Linked DNA regions of Homo sapiens: region 1 is linked to region 2. A link is a loop called in an ENCODE intact Hi-C map of the cell type or tissue named here. Cell type or tissue: IMR-90. All regions are shown on one strand.

The links. Hi-C counts contacts between places; a loop is a spot of excess contacts. Peaks named below come from ENCODE experiments on the same cell type or tissue, not always from the same donor. Only the 100,000 strongest peaks of a DNase experiment are listed, where the experiment ranks them.
Region 1: it touches region 2 in a loop (7-fold over the local background); 2 of 110 quality-filtered maps call a loop at or near these places.

What each region holds. Positions count from the first base shown.
Region 1 is chr6:4,932,951-4,940,950 of GRCh38, reverse strand. It overlaps CDYL (chromodomain Y like), which reads right to left. Exons shown (of 7, transcript NM_004824.4): 3 at 5,180-5,436; 4 at 3,214-3,386. Among named protein-coding and RNA genes, the nearest start is that of LYRM4-AS1, 67 kb to the left of the region's middle. In IMR-90, a CTCF peak has its summit at 4,175 (motif pointing right); a DNase peak (open chromatin) is centred at 4,170.
Region 2 is chr6:4,577,654-4,585,653 of GRCh38, reverse strand. LOC105374894 (a long non-coding RNA gene) reads left to right here and starts at 1,809. Exons shown (of 4, transcript XR_007059418.1): 1 at 1,809-1,930; 2 at 3,851-4,015. In IMR-90, no CTCF peak of the experiment used is centred here; DNase peaks (open chromatin) are centred at 2,913, 3,443 and 3,993; H3K27ac peaks cover 3,042 bases.

The sequences.
Region 1 (8,000 bases), 360 kb before region 2:
AGCAGGGACCTGAAGTTGGGCAGCCAGTGTGCTGCTTTCCATGGCTGAGGTCTCTCTCATTTGAATGGCACCTTCGTTTGAAGGACTAATGGGGTACAGGTCAGGGTCATGGGGCATGTTTACTGGCTCACTTTGTTCTCTCCCAAATCCTCTTGCCCCTGGGGCACTGCTTGGGCAGGGCCCCCGGTCTCCCTCTGTGGGAGGAAGAAGAAACCTCACTTTTGGGGAGAGAAGTCTCCTGGTCCTTAAAACCCAGTGGCAGCTACTGGTTCTGGCAGACTTCAAAAGCCTAATGCTGTCCATGAACTTGAAAGAATTTTGTTCTAACCACAAAGGTGCAGAATATTTTTGTTGCAATTACCCTGCAAACTGCAAACCACGAATCCTCGTCACAAAGTCAGCTGCTCTAGATACCTGGTGACCTAATATGAAACCTCATCTTCCTGTTTGCTTCCCGCTTTTCCTTTGGAAACTTGCTACGATGAAGTCCTTTGCCTCCAAGTTTTAAGGAACATGAGACAAGACACCAGAGAAATGAAAAATATACACAGGAAGAGCTTTTATCCACATAAAAATTAATTTAAATGCAAATAAGAAAAGGAAAGGTTAAGTGACTCTGGTGTAACTAATTATTTTTCTGATCTTGCCAGACTACATTAAGGAAAATTCACATTGACAAAAATATAGTCACATAAAGAAGAAACAAGTTGGTTTTCCTAAAGCAGGACTTGGCTCTTCACAAGAATATCAATCCAGCTTTTTGTGTGGAGTAGGGAGAGTGGACGGAGCAGGGAGCTGATGAAAGTGAACTTTTAAAGTGACATCAAGTTCAACAAAGGAGATCTCCACTTAAACCTGGCTGGATCTAGCTTTCCTCTGCTTTTACTGATCCCAGCGCCACAAGCCCACAGCCTCTGTCCAAGGGAATTCAACGCTGGAGGGAGGAGTGAGCTGCACCCGGCGAGGCACCAGCGGGCTCACAAGTGGAGCCAGGGAAAAGCCTACACGGGAAAACGGAGCCAGGACCCAGAAGGCACTGGCTGACACATCCGATTTTCTTATGACCGCAGAGCTACCAAAAAGCACAATATTATGTGTACATTCAGCGTGATATTATGGAGAACATGCAAAGTGACCATAGGAGGCATGGTGGTTTGTATTTTAAAAATAAAAGTTAAGTTCATGGAATTCACCCTGAATGGATAATAATGAAGCTGTCTTAGAGGCGCTGAGAGTCAGCCAAGGATTTATGACACTGATCAAGCAGTTTAATCTTAAACTGAAGAACAAGATGGTCCCACCTAGTGTACCACAGGGATGAAATCCCCTAGGAGATTAGAAACAATACTTAATAAGATCAGACTATAAAATTTCAAACCACTTCTGAAAAAAACCACACATAATGTGATAGCCTGTAAAAGGTAACATTCAAAAGATTAAGGGATAACCTCCTAAATACATGTGTACATCATATGAGAAAATATAGTAATTCTGAAAATGATTAAATATGTCATGAGAGGCTAAGGCAATCCCCTTCAACCCAGAGGTGTGGGTTCCAGGACTCCTGTGATGGGCTGTTTGGTGCCCATCAGAGCCATCTTGGGTGTCAGTCAAAGAAAGACGTCCCTGCCTACCCCAGACTCAACAAAACAGAAAAAAGAGCCCCCCTACCCACCACACCAATCCTGCTGTGCAAGCTCTAGAAGGGTTTAGGTGCTAGAAAGCCCAGTGCACCAAGGGCAGTGCTCAGCTGGAGCCTAGTAACTATCAAAAGTAGTTCAACTTCAGCCCTCCAGAAATCTGGGATTTTGGAAAAGATCCAACTTACTTTACTGCCATTTTGCCAGTCTACGTTTTCTTTCATTTTTCATCCTCTGTAAGTTAAAAAGGCAAGCACAAAGGGTTTATGGGGGCCACCTGGGGATATGTCATTTTAGGGAGGTGAGTAGAGAAGCATAGCCAACTTTCATGTTGATGACTAGGTTTCATCCATTTTAAATAAAATTCATCTCCGAAAAATCAGACACTTCTAATTATACATGGAGTGATTAGCATGATAAATGAGGGGATATGATTTTAGACGAATTAAGTGGTTTTAGAGAAAGTTTTGCTGATATATGTTATCATATAGCAGAGGAAAATCCAACAACCAAGGAAATAGAAATATCTCAAAGTCATATTGTCACATGAAAAAAGCAAGTTGCAAAGCAACAACAGAACTAAATTGATACTATTTGTGTGTATATATGAAATAAAAATTTGAAAATGCTTAGATCAAGACATCTATTGTACATCATGGTGACCACAGTTAATGTATTTTTATACTTGAAAATTGCTGAGAGTAGATTTTAAGTGTTCTCACCACACACACAAAATAGTAAGTATGTGAGGTAATGCATATGCTAATTAGCTTGATTTAACCATTCCACAATGTATTCGTGTTTCAATACACCATGTTGTACACTATAAGTATATACAATTTTTACTTCTGAGTTTAAAAGTAAGTCTAAAAAATTAAACTGAAAATTATAACAAAATGTTCAGAAAAAGGTTGGGGAAGACACACCAATGAATGTTGGATACCTTGAGGGGAGTGAGGGACAAGGAGGACTTCTGCTTTTTATTTCCTACTATCTGGTTCTCTGTCCAGTTGGAACTTAGGATGAAACTGAACAAGAATGTGCACTACTTGTATTTAAAGAAACAAAAAAAAAAAACAACAAAAAAAACCAAAAAACAAAACTCTCCATGTGGTGTTACGGAGCTATCTCATCATAAAGCCTAGACAATTTACTTCAGAGTCGAGCAAATGGTAACTTACTATTTGGAAGAGATCTTTATCTAGGGGTTGAGGACAGAACATACTCACGGCACAAATAATAGGAACTCTGGCTACCCATGATCATCTACTCTAATCATCAGAACATTCTCCGAACACTTGCAGGGTTTAAACCAACCTTGAAATCAGTTATCTGCCCAAGGCAAGTAGTAATTCATGGCAGGCCCATAGAAAAGATTTTGCCCAAGGCAAGTAGTAATTTATGGCAGGCCCATAGAAGAGACAGATGATTTAATTAATTTTGCTGCTCGTGTCTCTCCATGGGAGAAGATGTGTATCTTATTCTCAAGGCTTGGTCAGGCCCATTCTATCAGGATTGGTTTACCAAAAACAAAACACCCAACCAATGTTTAAAAAACATCATTTTTACATACCTGATAGCTTCTGCCATTTTAGTGCTTTCTCTTTTCCTGTCATCTGTCAGACGTCGTATAAAATAAATAAAGTCAAGTCCACAACAGAAGACGCTGCCAACGGCGCTGAGCAGTACCAGCTTGCTGTCATCGGCAGCGGCCGTGCTCAGAGCACTCTGGACTTCTCTCATTACCTGAAAGTCACCAGAAGTTAAAGTGGCAAAGAATATTTTGGGTTTAAAATCTTAAAGCATTTTTTTTTTTGGAGAGAGTCTCACTCTGTTGCTCAGGTTGGCGTGCAGTGGTTTAATCAAGGCTCACTGTGCTCTCTAACTCCTGGGCTCAAACAATCCTCCCGCCTCCGCCTCCTAAGTAGCTGGGACTACAGGCTTGTGCTATCATGCCTGGCTCATTTTTCAACCTTTTTGTAAGAGATGGAGTTTTGCTATGTTGTCTAGGGTGGTCTTGAACTCCTGGGCTCAAACAATCCTCCCGCCTCAGCCTCCCAAGTAGCTGGGACTATAGGCTTGTGCCATCATGCCTGGCTCATTTTTCAACTTTTTTTGTAGAGATGGAGTTTTGCTATGTTGTCTAGGATGGTCTTGAACTCCTGGGCTCAAGTGATCCTCCTGCCTTGGCCTCCCAAAGTGCTGGGATTACATGCATTAGCCACCGCACCCTGCCTAAAAGCATTTTATTACTGGAGAATCTGCATCTGTGAAAAATGCATCATAGCCTGATACAGTTACTGATATCTACCATGATTTTAATTAATTTGCAAATGTCTCATTTTCTGTAACCAGAGATTGAGATGCTGGGGATGGAGTAAAATATAACTACATAACTCGAGTATAATTAAAAAGACATGGGAATCTACGTTATCTTAGTATTTATACAGCCATTGCGGCTCTTAGATAAGGCAAATTGCGGCTCTTAGATAAGGCAAGTTGCTTATTATATCACTGGGCATTTCTCCAGTTTGGACAGCAGGTGGCACATTCAAACCAGTTGAAAGAAACTCATTCAGTTCTACTGTTTTTTGTTTTGTTTTGTTTTAAAAACTACCCTATTACACTTGGGACAGAAAATAGTTTGGTGCGTAAGTGCGTTAAGTCCAAGCACATTAGCATGGACTGGTAATTTTAGGGCATAAAATCATTTTAAATGATCTCTGTGAAGCATTTAAAAATAATCAATGAAGGGACTCTGCAGTCTAAAAATGTACCAAGGACCAACTTTGAACTGGTTTGTTATGTGACCCCGGGCGAACACACAGACTTTCTGTAGTTAAGTTTTCTTGTCTGGACAAAACTCAACCTAGCTACTCACAAACTACTAGGACTTAAAATTTTGGAAAGATATAGGTTAGGTTCAAATACTCCCGATTCTAGAAACTTCACAAAATTCATGTTCTAACCTTTCCAACAACCAGTTCTGGAAAACTTACTTACTAGGCACTATCAGCAATGAGCATGTGTGGAAATCCCTGTTGCTGTGTGTTCTGCTACAACCGCTGAGGAGTATCTGGGGACTGGAAAGATGATAAATATTCTGAAGGGACTGGGATCCCCGGGGGCACTTAAATTCTGTCTGAACAAAGAACCCTTTAAGGATCTGATGAAAGCTAAAGCAAAGCGCGTGCACACACATTTCCCACGTGCCTTCATGGAGCCCCGTGCCCGCCAGATGAAGAGCTTCCAGGCAGGAGGTGAACCACAGAGGCACAGAGGCCTGGGTGGACCCACACCCGGGAGAATGGGGATGGACACTCAGCACAGGCCAAGCATCCTGAATTCACGGCCATTGGAGGTGGGACATGGAGCAAAGCCCGCAACTTCCCCTCTGCTCCCTCCCTTCTGGTGGGCATCGGGAGATGGCCCAAAAGGAGGTTTAGAAAGAGCACAGGAAGAGCCAGTTCAGCCAGGCAGGCCTGGAAATCAGGCAGGGAGAAGCGCGAAGCCCACGCCAGCCCAAGAGCGCCTCTCACCTCTGGATTTAGTGAGTTATTCTCTGAGGACTTTGTGGATAACAAGATGTGGGTGAAGCCATCCTGCTTCCTGACCACAATATCTCTGTATCTGTAGGCACTTTCTGTTTGCCTCACGCTGAAACGCAATCGCTTGTCAAAAGGCTGGTCTCTTCTGTCGTCAATAAATTTCCTTTTGCTGGCAGTCACTCCTGTAACAGATGTCTGTATGTTGGTTGTCCCATTGGCTGTTAATGCATCCATGAACGGAGATGTACCTGCCGAGAGTTTGAAATCACAGTAGTCTGTGATGTCCCACCACCAGTTCACTCCCAGGTGTCATCTTTGAATTGGATAAAGATGTTCATTACACACTTAGGATTAAACGAATATAAGAATATTAAAACTTAGAACCTTTAGAAAGCCAAAGTCTACTTTTAAAGCCACTTGCTCTCTTTCAAGCTCTGACAAGAAAGTCACTCTTTTGTTTCACCTTGCCTAAAAAATACAGATGGAGAGGTACTTATTGAAAGGAAGCTACATAGTTAGAGATTTTTTTAAAGGACAGAATCAAGACAGAATGGGTCTCATGGAGAGTATCTATTCCAGGTTTGAGAAGCCGAAAGAAAAAAGGAAAATAATCAAGAAAACATCTTATTATTAGAGTCAAGGCCATCTAGTCGAAACTTCTTTTTCCAAATGCAAGATAAACTGGATAGACACGTGGATGCAGCCAGCCTTCTCTGCGGGTCATAGAGCTGTGTGGCAGCCACCACTTCAGACCACCACCCCTGTGGGACACTCAGGAGTTGTTTCTAGCTGCCCTGGGAGGGACTATCAGAAAGTCCATCTACTTGTTCCAGTTCCACTCCTTTTTCAAACAGCCCTGTTAAGCAGCTGAAGATAGCTCTCCTCTCCCCCACCACATAAAGCATCCTGCCAACGTTCCCTCGTATGTCACAGCTCAACAGCAGCAACTGTGTTTTGCCAGGGTCTTGAGATGGGGTCTTGCTATGTTGCTCAGGCTGGTCTCAAACTCCTGGCCTCAAGTGATCCTCCTACCTTGGCCTCTCAAGCAGCTGAGATGTACAGGCATGAACCACTGTGCCTGGTTAAGAATGCAAATAATTATCCTCCTGTCTGTATGAATTGTCCAAATATGATCCAATGTGGTGATGAATGTAGAGTGGATGGGGAAAAAAGGAATGAAATGTAAGAAAACTAGATCAGACTTTACTAGTAGCATTAGCAATGGCAGAAGTTCTCTGAGGGCGGAGCATGAAGAATTATGAATCAGAAATATTTCCTCCAAAGTGAAAGAGAATAAGCCAAAGCCACCAGAAAACTCATGAATGGACATTTCAGAGGAGCCAAATAACCTCCCTGGCAAAACAACCTGACTTTCATTCAACTGGTGGAAATAATATTTTAATTGCTAGAGGTTTTTTTTTAATTATATTTTTGAAAAATTTAAAGAGGTTATAATACATACATATGGTTCAAAAACCTAAGAATATAAAAGATATTAAGGTGAAAGCCCCCCACAGCCTGATCCTGTTTACACAGGATCCCCCTGCCCTCTTAGCCACTTGGGCTGGGTTCTCAGGGGCCCCTCCAGAGTATCTCCATGGATATACAAGAAAACATCAATACAGACTTCTCCACCACCCTGGCTTTTAAAAGCACAGATGGCAGTACACTAGATGTAGTATAAGATGCTGTATCTTATACATTGTTGTCTTGCTTGTACATATATAAGATATACACATTGTTACATCTCATGGTTATTCCTTCCACAATATCTTAGAATGGCTCCTCTATCAGAACATAGCTTCCTGTTCTTTCCTAAGGCTGCGTGGCAGGCGAGGCCCAAGGTAGGGATGCACTGTAATTCATTTTCCAGTTCACACTGCAATACGCACTACTATTCAGTGACTTGTCGATATGACCAACAACACAGTGACACATAATCCTGACCTCTGTCATCCCAGTGCTGTCAAATCTCTACAAGCTTCCAAAGGACTTGTAGCCTGGAGTAGTTCTAACTGGAGACCACTGGGTCGGATGTTACCAGTCAGCAAAGGTGTTGCTGAGTCCTTCTGAGGGACTCAGGAAAGACTTTTTCTTTTAACCTCCATCCTCTACCCTACCAGATCCTTCTCCCATCTTTGTTTAAAAACGTTTGACAATCTCGTCTCCCCTCAGGAACCCTCTCTAATCTGTTCCTCCAGTCTCAGTCCCATCACGGCCTCACCTGCCTGCACTTGCTGTCTTCACCTCTCCCTCTGTCCATCATTCTTCAACCCATTCAACTGGGACCCAGAGTCCACATGGCCAGGAACCTTCTGAGTCTAGAGAAATGGATGCTGGATGACTCTAAACATGTGAGCCTGGGGGAGCGGAAGAGGGGCTTCCACAGGGCAGCCTGGAGTTGCTGAGGGAGGAGGCGAGGGAGAGATGCTTGCTCCTCCAGGGTGAGCATCCAGGTGGAGATGTGCATAGCCCAAAGTGCACATCTAGATCAGGGGAGGGAAGTCAGGGTTGGAGAGAGGTACTTGGGGTTGGTGCCAGAAATGGCTGAACTGACAGTATGAGCTCCCAGGGGAAGACTGAGACAGAGAGTGAGCCTGCTGAAGCCAGCTGGGAAGTGCTGGGGAGGGGCGCAGGCAGAGCCAGGAGGCAGCAGAGAAGCAGGAAGGCAATAATAACTGGTTTCCTCAAAGGAAGGAGAGCAGGCCACAGCAGTGAGGATGTGTCTGCAGGGGCAGGTGTTACAGAGGTGGAGGAGAATGCAGAAGAGGCGACGCAGGGAGAAATGAGAGGCCACTCGTAAGCATGGGCA
Region 2 (8,000 bases):
CAGTCATGATGGCACCCAAGGCCGCCAGGGGGGCCAAGAAGTGAGTTGGACCTCAGCAAATAGAGGAGGCACTGAAGGAGCAGTCTCAGCTCCATCTCTTTCAGTGCTGAAATAAAATTTTGTGCTACTTGGTTAGTCTTGAATCCTGACATTTGGAGTGAGGGTCAGGGGTATTGGGAGAAGAAGAGGGGAGAAGGAGGGAGACATTTCTAGCCAATTCCAGACATTCTCACAACAATAACAGCATTAAAACACTGTCCAAATGCTCGAAGTGAAAATGAAACATTGGACAGTGAGATTTTAGTGGGAGGAAAGTGGACTTCATATTACATACGCCACGTTCTTGATAAACTACTTGCTAAACTCCTAAAATGCCATGTTCTCTTCCCATTCTAGGTCTTGCCCCATCTTTGCTGGAGACTACCTATTCATTAACCTAACTTTTCCTTGATCATTAGGTCTTTACGCAGAACCACTTCTAGAAGCCTTTCTCATTCTTCCTGTGTGCTGCCACAGCCCTGCCACGTGGTAGAATAACTGCCTCCTAGACTATATGATCCTTGAAGGCAGGGATGTGATTTGCACACAGTTATATCTACCGTGCCTTGAACAGGACATATAAGTGGCCTCCTTCCCACTCCCTAAAGTTTTGACTTTGTCCCAGAGCCCAGTGGATCTGATTTAACCCCAAAGCCGGGCCGCTATAGGGCCTACCTATTCTTATTTAGCTGATCCCATTTTTGGACCTGCTTTGACATAGAAACCCACTTTCTGCATTTATTCCTTATTATATAGTCCCTGCTTGCTACCCCAGCTCTTCCAGAAAATGGATTTCCTTTCTTGAATCTCAGTTTCCCTTGGCTGTACCAAATACCTGCAAGTAGGTCTCCCCAGTTCTGATAATGGAGGCTGGTTGCTTCCATTAGAACTTGTGCCCATCATCAGTTTTTCCAGCTTGTCTTAGATATGATCCTAGACCCTGAGTGTTGGCCATGCCTTCAAAAAATGGGAATTTCAGCATGTTTTGGACCTACCTTTAAGTGCATGTCCTTTAATAACTGATGCTGTCGTTTTTTTTGTTTGTTTGTTTTTGTTGTTGTTGTTTTGTTTTGTTTTTTAGATTCAAAGCCTTGCTATGTTGCCCAGGCTGATCTCAAACTCCTAGACTCAAGCAATCCTCCTGCCTTGGCCTCACAAAGTGCTTGGATTACAGGCATGATCTGCCATGCCTGGCTCTGTGTATTCTAATACTGGTCTCTCACCTAGCCCTGAGGAACCTCTTGGACATCATTCCTGGGCTCTCTGGATCTGTCTGTCCCTCTTGGCAGTTCCCAGATGTCAGGGATTGGCTGTGGGTACAATCTCATAAGCGTAAGGATAAACAGTAATGTGTCTCGGAAACATGCTCAAAGACCTAGATTTTCTATATTTGGAGATTTAAAACTTTTTTCTGCAAATTGCAAAACAAAGACCAGCTGTACTCTCCCAAGAAAAAGCCCAATTATACTCATGCCAGGTGGAGTCCTACTTTTGTAATGAAAATGTAGGGCCTTGTCATAGGTCCAATATGGTCCCCCAGCGAAGTCCACGCCATAATGCCTGGAACTTGGGAATATGTTACCTTACATGGCCAAAGGGAGTTTACAGATGGAAGTAGATGACTGACCTTAAGATAGGGAGACTCTCCAGGTGGGCTCAATTCAATTATCTGCCCTCTTAAAAGCAGGAAACTCTCTCTGGGTGGAGTCAGAGAGACGCAGCAGAAAGGAAGTCAAGGAGATTCAATGTGCAGTTCTGAGAAGGGATTCAGTGTGCCGTTGCTGGCTCTGAGAAGTAGGAGCCTTGTGCAAGGATTCAGGAGAGGCCTCTAGAAACTGAGGATGGCCCTCAACTGGCAAGCACAGGCAACTGAATTCGGCCAGGCATCTGGGTGAGTTTGGAAGCAGATTCTTCTCTGGGGCCCCCACTAAGGATTGTGGTTCTGCTGATAGCTTGATTTCACCCCATGAAACTCTAAAGAGGACCCACTCTGAGTGTGGTGGTTCCCACTTGTAACCCTAGCACTTTGAAAGGCTGAGGTGGGAGGATCACTTGAGCCCAGGAGTTTGAGACCAGCTTGGGCAATATAGTGAGATCCCATCTCTACAAAAAACAAAACAAAACCAGACAGAAATTAGCCAGGTGTGGTGATGCCTGCCTGTAGTCCCAGCTACTCAGGTAGGCTGAGGTGGTAGTCTGGGAGTTTAAGGCTGCAATTGTAACTGCCCAACAGGTTCACCTTGCCTGCTGCTTAGACAAGGCTGATTTATCAAGACAGGAGAATTGCAATAGAGTAATTCACGCAGAGCCAGCTGTGCAGGAGACCAGAGTTTTATGATTACTCAAATCAGTCTCCTCGTGCATTCGGAGATCAGAGTTTTTAAGGATAATTTGGTGGGTGGGGGCCGGTGAGTCGGCAGTGCTGATTAGTAAGGTCAGAGATGAAATAATAGGGAGTCGAAGCTGTCCTCTTACACTGAGTCAGTTCCTGGGTGGGGACCGCAAGATCAGATGAGCCAGTTTATCAATCTGAGTGGTGCCAGTGGATCCATCAAGTGCAGGGTCTTCAAAATATCTCAAGCACTGATCTTAGTTTTTACAATAGTGATGTTATCCCAGGAGCAATTTGGGGAGGGTCAGAATCTTGTAGCCTCCAGTTACATGACTCTTAAATCATAATTTCTAATCTTGTGGCTAATTTGTTTGTCCTACAAAGTCAGTCTAGTCCCCAGGCAAGAAGAAGGTTTGTTTTGGGAAAGGGCTGTTTTAAACTATAAACTACAAACTAAATTCCTCCCAAAGTTACTTTGGCCTACACCCAGGAATGAGCAAGGACAGCTTGGAGGTTAGAAGCAAGATGGAGTTGGTTAGATCAGATCTATTTCACTGTCTCAGTTATAATTTTGCAATGGTGGTTTCACAATAAGCTATGATTGTGCCACTTCTACTCCAGCCTGGGCGACAGAGCAAGCAAGACACTATCTCTAAACAAATAAAATAAAAATAAAAGTAAAAAGAAGACCCAGTTGAACCACACTGTACCCAGACTTCTGAGCTACAGAACTGTGAGATAATACATAGGTGTTGTTTTAAGCCACTGAATTTGTGGGGGTTTGTTCTGGTAGCAATATAAAATGAATGGAGGCCATCACGGAGGTCAGATGGGACCTCAATGGGAAGATTTCCCATTGCCTCTCGCCATCTAAGATCCTTGGGCTGCAAAGTATCTCTCTACTGCTCTTTGCTGATTGCACAGTTAATGAAGAAAACCCCCTGAGCCAAGAACACTGGGATTTTCATCTCCGTCTGACAACAGCTTTCTTCCTGGGCAGGAGCTTCCCTCAGTCCCACATATTTGGAGTTCCACAGCCTTCCCTGGGAGCCAGAATGTGGTCATTTCCTTGCCCAGCCCAGTAGAGCCAAGCTCTAAGGAAGCTGTTATCAAAACAGGAACATTCCTTTCATGTGTCCAGTATTCTGGCTGCAAAGTGGAGAGAGACTTACTCTGCAGCAAAAGCAAAGCATCAAATAAAACATTTCTGTGAAAGACCTGGCAAGCGGGCATGTCAGCTCTCTGAAGACGTCCTCTTGTTCAGCAAAGTGAAATAGTCTATAGAAATAGGGCTGGAACAAAGGGCCCTGGTGGCTTTGTCCTGGATTCCCTATGAATGGTCAGCTTCCTTGGGCAGAGTTCAGTGCAAATGAGGTCAAGGCTTGGCTCTGGAGGCAGGCCAGTGAGCTCCAGTCTATTTTGTGGAGAAAGACTCCCTCTAATTCCAAATGCCTTTATTGAACACCTAATATTTTCCAGGTCCTGTGCTAGGGGCTAGGAAGACAAAGAGAAACAGAGTCACATCCTCCCACAAAAATCCATGAGATGTCGGAGAGCCGAACTTGTAAACAGCCATCATCAACACAAAGAAGGATGCACTGATGCTCTCTAGAGGCTCACAGGAAATGATTCATGGGCATAGAGGTAAGAGACATGAATTCTGCTTGCATATTCCCAACGAAGTGTCACAGGAGAGAGAGTATTTGAGCCAGACTTTGATTGAGAGTCAGGGATAAAAAATTGTTGGTGACATGTATTTGGTGCTTTACATTTTGTAATTTCACTTCAATGGAATTTTGGTAGGCAGAGCACAGCCGAGGTGTTTTAATGTAGAAAACTGTAGGATTAGGTATACGTGGGCAAAAAGATGTAAAACTTCATGATATTTCCAGCAACTAGGCGTTTGCATTGTTACTGGGGTGCTGTTGCTTCTACTTCTCAGTGGACACGGAATCTATCCAGGAATGTTCCTGATTTACATCAGATAGATTTACATCAGGAACATACCTAGATTTATATCAGGAACATGCCTACATAGATTCCCATAGCTGTCTACATAGATTCAGATCTATGATTTTACACCAATGTCTTCAATTCCAAACAGCACCTCAGGGTTCAGTTTAGTTTTCTCACTTTCCATATATAAATGTATATATTTTTTGAGACGGAGTCTCACTCTGTTGCCCAGGCAACAATCATGCAATGGCGCGATCTCGGCTCACTGCAACCTCCACCTCCCAGGTTCAAGCAATTATCCTGCCTCAGCCTCCTGAGTAGCTGGGATTACAGGCGCCCACCACCACGCCTGGCTAATTTTTGTATTTTGAGTAGAGACGGGGTTTCACCATGTTGGACAGGCTGGTCTTGAACTCCTGATCTCAGGTGATTCACCTGCCTTGGCCTCCCAAAGTACTGGGATTACAGGCGTGAGCCACTGTGCCTGGCCTCACTTTCCATATTTGTAACTCCCTTCTCCACAGTGTTCCTGGAGAATAAAGTGCACTGAGATAGAGAAGACAGATGTGAAGGATGGTTTGGGATCTGCCAGGGAGGTCCCTGAGTGCCATGATAAGATAAAAGACTCTATCTCTTAGGTATGGGTGAGTTATTCAAGGTTTCTGAGAAGAGAGTGATAAGATTAAATCAGAAGAGTAAAGTTAACAGACATTTAAATAGAATCAAATAAGGTTTTTAGGTAGAAAGGGAAGGCCTGGGGACATTTGTTGCAGAGTGGTAAAAATGATGTTGGACTGAGTTCAACTTGGTTGCTAGATAGCTCCATACTGCAATGCCCCTGTGTGATAAGCTCAGCGTATTCCTTCACATTCTGGAATGCTTTTTACTTGGAATCTGAAAGTCACTGTGGAGGTGCTCAAGAGGTTACACTGTGCTTGTTTACCCATCATCCATGTCATAACAAGGACCCATTATTACGCAGGAGGGAGATTTCTTTTTTTTTTTTTTTTTTTTTTGAGACGGAGTCTCGCTCTGTCGCCCAGGTGGGACTGCGGACTGCAGTGGCGCAATCTCGGCTCACTGCAAGCTCCGCTTCCCGGGTTCACGCCATTCTCCTGCCGCAGCCTCCCGAGTAGCTGGGACTACAGGCGCCCGCCACCGCGCCCGGCTAATTTTTTTTGTATTTTTAGTAGAGACGGGGTTTCACCTTGTTAGCCAGGATGGTCTCGATCTCCTGACCTCATGATCCACCCGCCTCAGCCTCCCAAAGTGCTGGGATTACAGGCGTGAGCCACCGCGCCCGGCCAGGAGGGAGATTTCTATATAAGGATTTTATAAATGGATAACCTGTGTCACAATGAGGCTGGAGTTCATTGTCAGAGGACACTGGAATCCTTCTTCAATGACTATGTGTAAGTCAGGATGTCTTTTGTGGAGAATAATTGAAAACCCAACATGAGAAGCTTAAACAACAAGGAATTTTAATCACTCCCGTGGCTGACAGTCCAGAGGAATCAGGACAGGCTCGATCCAGTGGCCCCAGATCTTTCCCTGTGATCCTCTTCGCTCTGCCTTCTTCTCAGGCTGGCAGTGAGACGATCACATGATTTTTGGGGTCTCATCTCAATGCCTGGCATTATCCAGAGGAGGAAAAAAGTTTCAGAAAGTCTTCATAGAAGGAAAAAAGACTTTTCTAGAAGTTTTCAGTAATAGTAATAGTCTCCTTGTATCTTAAGAACATTTCTTTCCATTTGTTTTATTTTCTTTCTATTTTTTGAGAAACAATCTCAAATTTAGAGAAAACCTTCAAGAACAGTACAAAAAAGTTATTTCTCTGAATTATTTGAGAGTAATTTGCTGACGTGAAATTCTGTGCACCAGGATAATTTAGCGTATACTTCCTGTGGAACAAAGACATTCTCCTACAAAGCCAAAATTCTAAATCACAGACACCATTCAAGGTTTTTTGTTTGTTTGTTTGTTTGTTTTTTTAGATGAAGTCTCACTGTGTCACCCAGGCTGGAGTGCAATGGTGCAGTCTCAGCTCACTGCAACTTCCACCTCCTGGGTTCAAGTGATTCTCCTGCCTCAGCCTCCCTAGTAGCTGGGATTACAGGCATATGCTACCATGTTCGGCTAATTTTTGTATTTTTAGTAGAGCCAAGGTTTCACCATATTGGCCAGGCTGGTCTCAAACTCCTGACCTCAGGTGATCCACCTGCCTCAGCCTCTCAAAGTGCTGGGATTACAGGTGTGAGCCACTGCGCCCGGCCTTCCATTCCAGTTTTGCCACTTGTACTGATAATGTCCTTGTAAAGGATGTCCGACTTTCATGACCTTGATATTTTAAAAGACTGTAGCCCAGTTATTTTATTGAAGGTCCCTTGGTTTGGGTTTATCTGATGTTTCCTTATGATTGGATTCAAGTTTTGCATCTGTGGCAGGAATACCACAAAAGGTAATGTGGTGTTTGTTTCATTGCATCTTATCACCTGGCACATGATTTTGATTTGTTTCATCATGGGAGATGTTAGTTTTGACCACTTCATTAAAGCAGTATCTGCCAGCCTTCTTCACTGTAGTTAACTTACTTTTCCTTTGTCATTATTAAGTTGTAGGAAGGTACTTTGAGACACTGTGAATACATACCTTCTTATCAAACATTTAATGTCTTAATTTATCTATATATTTATATTAGTATGGACTCATGAATTCCTAATTCATTTAATGGGTTATGATCTCTAACTACTGTTATTTATTTTGATACTGAGATTCTCCTTTATTTGACTGGTAGGAACCTTTAAGCTGGACTCTGTGTCCTTTTGAAATGTCTCCTAATTCTTTGGGCACATCTTACTTTCTGGTAGAATAAGATGTTCCAGACTCATTTTGCCCTTTCCTTGCTCAAATCATGGAACCAGCCATTTTTTTTGGTAAGTAGTCCTAGCTCCATTTAGTGGAGAAAGATATTTAGAAGCCAAAATTTGGATACTAAGTATTCTTATTGCTACTGGGTTGTTATTGCTTCTAGAGTCTCTCAGTGAACAGGGCTAGGGACTCTATACTGTTATATATATCTGCATTTACATCTATGTCTATTTCTACACCGATCAATCTATATATTGAAATCCATGACTTCACACCAATGTCTCCAATTCCAACACACCACAGGGTCAAACTAGTTTCTCTCTTTCCATGTTTGTGATTCCCTACTCCAAGAGTGACAAACTTGGCTACCATAATTCTCATCCTATTTGTTCATTTGACTAATCCCCAATGTGTAATCAATTTCCCATTGCTGTAGTCTTCCCCTCCCAACATCCTGCCCTCCCTTGATAGTAGCATCCTCTTGTTTCTAATCGGCTTTCACAGCCATGTCTGATCCAGTCACTGAAAAGGGGATGCAAAAACCTTTATTTAGACCAACAAATCAAAGCTGCCTCTGGAGCTGGGGTGGGGTCATCTTTCATTGGGACACGTGGGCTGTGTATAGGAGAGGTAGATATCTAAAAATAATTCAAAGTTCTCTAAGAAAAAAAGAAGGGAGAATCGATGTTGAGTTAGCAGTAACAGTGCTCACTAAAGAGCTGTACAAACACATTCCTGTTATTGAAAACAAACATGTCAAACTGAAGGCAGACCTCTTGCATCATCTTTCTAACGATGGGAAGCA